Regions from separate parts of the Homo sapiens genome. Here region 2 is linked to region 1. A link is a loop called in an ENCODE intact Hi-C map of the cell type or tissue named here. Cell type or tissue: PC-3. All regions are shown on one strand.

Region 1 (2,500 bases):
GACAGAGTGCAAGAAAAAGTTGTAGGCTTTATTGAGCAGAGTGAAAGTACAAAGCTTCCACAGCATGGAAGGGGTCCTGAATGGGTAGCCACTGTTGGTTTTGGGTGATTGCCTTTTAAACTCTTTAAGGCAGGAAATACGTGTGGCAGGAAGATGTTACCAGAGCGAGAAACAAAGGCAGTAAATTATTTTGTGACATGTCTTAGATTTTGAGGAAAACCGGAATTGCAACTTAGGTTTTATCTACTTTCTGACCTTGCAGCGGCATGGCAAAGGAGACAGGATCTTACAGGACCTTACAAAGTATGTTTACAAGGAATTGGAATTGGGAGTATAGATAAGGTCTGCTGGTTACAGAAAAACGGGTAGTTAACATTTCTTTTACTTTAGTTTCGGTGAGGGGAAAGGGAGAGAGGGAGAGAGGACACAGGGAAACTTACAGTAAAATTTTCGCTGTTTATAGCTTTCTTGGGGAAGAAAACACATGCACAAATCCTGGTGTTAGGAATATTTTAAGCATATATCTTCAATATTATTCATCCAGGACTGAAGTAAGTCCTGAAGTAGGAAATGAGTGCGTTTCACAGCTTTCTGAGCCCCTGCAGGACCCAGGAGGCCCAGCTGGTACCTCCTCTCAGTTCTATGGCTTTCAACACATATATAGATCTGAGTAGCCAACACCACGATTGAAATAGAGAAAAATTTCATCACCTCTCCAAATTCCCTTTTGCAATACCTTTCCAAGTACACCCTCCTTCCAATTTTAACTTCTGATAATGACTGAGGGGTTCTCTAGCACTATAGTTTTGTTATTGCCAAAAAAAATTATATAAATGAAACCATCTATTATGTAATCTTTAAGACCGGCTTCTTTTCTTAAACAATATTTTACTTCACTTTGCTTTCTTTTTATTTTATTTTAGAGACAGAGTCTTGCTCTGTTGCCCAGAATGGAATGCAGTAGCACAATCCTAACTAATCGTAACCTTGAACTCCTGGGTTCAAGCGATCCTCCTGCCTCAGCCTCCTCAGTATAGGACTACAGGCGTGCCCAGGTAAGGCTGGCTTCTTTTACTCTATTACGTTTTTTTTTTTAGTTTTGTCTGCTCATCATTTGTCTGTTTCCCCTTTCTATTTTCCTTTGGGTTATTTGAACACCTTTAATATTTCATTTAATTTATTATTACTACTTTTGACATATATTTTTATATAATTTTATGGCATGTCTGTTGGCAACAACTTCTTCATTTTCTTTCATTTAGCAATGTTTTTATTTCATCTTCATTCTTGATGGATATTTTCACTGGATAAAGAATTCTGGACTGATAGCTTTTTTATTTCAGTGCTTTAAAAATGTTTTTCCACTTCACTCTGGTTTCTACAATCTCTGATGAGAAATTCTCAGTCATTTGAATAGTTGTTTTCCTACAAGCAGGGTTTTTCAGCCTTAGCAGCACTGATATTTGGGGCCAGAAATTCTTGTGGGAGGCTTTCTTGTACAATGCAGGAAACTTAGAGGCATTCATTGCTTCTGCCCACTAGATGTCAGTAGCACCTATCCCCGGCCATCACAATAAAACATGTCTCTAGACTTTGCTAGATGTCCCTGGGTTGTTTCAGAAGACAAAATCAGACCCGTTGAGAATCACTGCTACAGAGGTAATGTGTCCATTTTCTTTGGCTACTTTAAACATTATTTTTTCTTTTTAGTTTTTAGCAGTTTGATTGTGATGTGTCTGTATATAGATTATTTTGGTTTCTCTTGTTTGGGGTTACTGAGCTTTTTAAAATTTTTCTTGTTTCCTGTCAAACTTAGAAAATATTCGCACATTATTTAAAAGAAAAATTTTTTGCACATCGTATTTTCTTTTCTCATTCTGAGACCTCAATGCGTGTTAAAAGTTTTGTTACTATCTTGCAAGTTCCTGAATCTCTTTTTATTCTCACTTTTTTTTTTTTCTGTTGTTCAGATTGGATAATTTCTATTCATCTGTCTTCAAGCTCATAGGTTTTTTGCTCTGAAATCTGCATTCTGCCTTCAAGGCCATTCAGTGAGTTTTTACATTTCAGTTATTGTATTTACTGTTTTAAAATTTTCATTTAGTTCTTTATATCTAAAATTTATTACTGATATTTTTAATGTATCCATTTATTTCAAGGGTTTGAAATCCTTAATTCCATTTATTTATTTATTTATTTAGAGATGGAATATCGCTCTGTCCCCCAGGCTGGAGTGCAGTGGTGCGATCTCGGCTCATCGCAACCTCCACCTCCTGGGTTCAAGTGATTCTTCTGTCTCAGCCTCCCGAGTAGCTGGGACTACAGGCATGCACCACCAGGCCTGGCTCATTTTTGTTTTTTAAGTAGAGATGGGGTTTCACTATGTTGACCAGGCTGGTCTCAAACTCCTCACCTCAAGTGATATGCCTCCCTCAGCCTCCCAAAGTGCTGGAATTATGGGCATGAGCCACTGCTCCTGGCCCTTGAAGTCCTTCATTCT
Region 2 (2,500 bases), 93 kb after region 1:
AAGTATGTAGCCCCGTGAAGCACATCACAAATATTGTCATGTATAATCTTATACTCTTCCTCTGAAATCACAATTTCAAATATATTCACTGAAGTCACCATAATGACAGAAGAGGAAATTAGTACTCATGAGCAACTAAGAGCAAAGCCAAATGGCTTGCTGCAAACAGAGAGTGAAATTTCTTAGAAGTTTCATGCTTTTTCCCTTTTCCTTCCTTTTTTAAGGGTGAAATGATGCTAATTGTGCATACTACCCCATGAAAGGTGTGTTTCTTTTAAATTAAAATTAATCTTTAAAATGATTCAACTTTGAGTAAAATATGACTTTGATGTCCCTGCACACTTCCACATACATTTGGGTGTGTTCTTTATACAATTTGAGAACACGTCCTTTAGATAGTCTACATTTTATCTATGAAGCATTCAGATACTTCCTAAAACTGCATTAGTGGAATTGTGCTTCCAAAAGAAAGATATAGCTATGGGAATATCATCAATGTATTTGTTTTATTGTAGTCCAGTATAAAATGTATGCCTTCTTTTATTCAGAGCAAAAGGGAAATCTTTCTCAGGCCTTGTTATTTGGAAAACTTGCCCTGATCTTATTAAATACTGAGGTATTGATATTTATTCCCCTGCAATTGTCAAAAGCCACATTCTTAGTCTACGCCTAGAAACTGCGGTTTCCAGGATGTATTTAATGAGTGTACAGGCATATCTTGGAGATATTGCCAGTTCCATACCCAACCACCACAGTAAATTAAGTATTGAAATAAAGCAAATATAGCTATGAAATGAGTCACACAAACTTGTTGGTTTACTAGAGCATAGGAAAGTTGTGTTGATACTATATTTTAGTCTATTAAGTGTGCAATAGCATTTTGTCAACAAAAGTACATAATTTAATTAAAAAGTTCCTTGTTTTTAAAAATGCAGGTAAAATGAGCACATGCTGTTGGAAAAATACCACCAATAGACTTGGTCAATGCAGAGTTGCCACAAACTTTCAATCTGTAAAAAATACATGCAATATCTACAAAGGGTGATGAAGTGAAGAACAATAAAATGAGGCATGCCTGTACTTGAAATATTATTTAGTTTATCTGTAAAAAAATTTAAATAGACTTCATATTTTACAGCAGTTTTACTTTTGCAGCAAAACTGAGCAAAAGGTAGAGAGATCTGCCTTGTCTCCTGGTCTCCCATAGGCGCAGCCTCTCCACTATCAAGATACTGCACCAGAGTGGTGTATTTGTTACAGTCAGTGAACCTACAATGACACATTATTATCACCCAAAGTCCATAGTTTCCAATAGGGGTCGCTTTTAGTGCTGTACTTTCTGTGGATTTGGACAAATGTGCGATGACATATATCCGCCATTATTGTATCGCACAGAGTAGTTTTACTACCCTGAAAGCCCTTTGTGTTCCTCATCTTTTCTACAATAAAAATTCCTTTATTTTCTTTTGAGTCATGTTGTATCATACACATTATACTTCAAGTCATCAAGTCGTAGAATATAAATAAGAAAGAAGAAGTTATTTTCAGTTTGCTCTACAAATTAATGAGTCATCTCTCCTTTATGTATCTTTTCGTATCTTAATCTCTTTGGTGCCAATACCCATGCAGTTTTCACTTTGACATTCAGCCTGTGCTTTTCATAGAGTCACTGCATGTAGTTGGTGCTCAATGGATACTTTCAAAATGGTTGTAATTTTTCACTAACCACCAAAGCCAGTAACTGTGCAGTTTCCTGCTTGTGGCCCTCACTGTGCCACACATATAGTAAACACTCCTTAACATAATTAAATTAAATCTGGAAACTTAAATCAGCAATACATTCATTAGTTTTATTGCATAATTTTTTGTCTGTCAACCAAGATGTTAAACATATCACTATTTAAAAGTTCTTGGGTATATGTACTACAATCAGATTTGCCAATTCATGTTTTAATTGAATTATAATAATTCCCATTTTTGGAATTACTCGTATAAGTCAAAAACTAAGCAGAAAGCAACTAAAATTGTACTCTTTGTTATTAATAATTTTTACAGTAAGGAGACTTTTCTGTTTTTACTGAATATTGAAAACCAAGATTAGGCTGCCAAAACACAACTGTCTAAAATTTTCAAAAGCTTACATAAACACTTCTCTAAAAAGTTGTTAAAAATTTGTTATATATTTTCAAAAGGTTTTTAAATGTGGAAGTGATTATGATGCTTTTTAAGCTCCTGAAAAATGTCTTTGAGCCTTCAAAACAAACTTTTTCTTCTCTAGAAGCAAAGAATTACTAGTTTTCTTTCTAAATTTTATTTTTTAATAGATAAAGGCTAAACATGGTACTATAAACTATCAGCCTACTTACATATTCTTATCTTATATGCAAAGTTTAAAATCTTATTAAGATCTGATACCAAGAACTGAAACAAACCTACATGGTAAATACCAAAATCAATAATAAATTTATGCTCCTTAAACATCTCTCTGACTTCTACTCTT

Evidence for each region. Hi-C counts contacts between places; a loop is a spot of excess contacts. Peaks named below come from ENCODE experiments on the same cell type or tissue, not always from the same donor. Only the 100,000 strongest peaks of a DNase experiment are listed, where the experiment ranks them.
Region 2: it touches region 1 in a loop (6-fold over the local background); 4 of 110 quality-filtered maps call a loop at or near these places.

Annotation. Positions count from the first base shown.
Region 1 is chr11:22,919,595-22,922,094 of GRCh38, forward strand. It overlaps LINC02718 (long intergenic non-protein coding RNA 2718), which reads left to right. Exons shown (of 11, transcript NR_187210.1): 4 at 924-1,055. LOC124902646 (a long non-coding RNA gene) reads left to right here and starts at 1,243. Exons shown (of 2, transcript XR_007062623.1): 1 at 1,243-1,659. In PC-3, a CTCF peak has its summit at 1,534 (motif pointing right); a DNase peak (open chromatin) is centred at 1,557.
Region 2 is chr11:23,012,403-23,014,902 of GRCh38, forward strand. All of the region lies in intron 4 of LINC02718 (long intergenic non-protein coding RNA 2718), which reads left to right. The region is part of intron 1 of LOC124902646 (a long non-coding RNA gene); the gene reads left to right. Among named protein-coding and RNA genes, the nearest start is that of CCDC179, 150 kb to the left of the region's middle. In PC-3, a CTCF peak has its summit at 1,305 (motif pointing right); DNase peaks (open chromatin) are centred at 719 and 1,439; H3K4me3 peaks cover 1,098 bases; H3K27ac peaks cover 2,337 bases.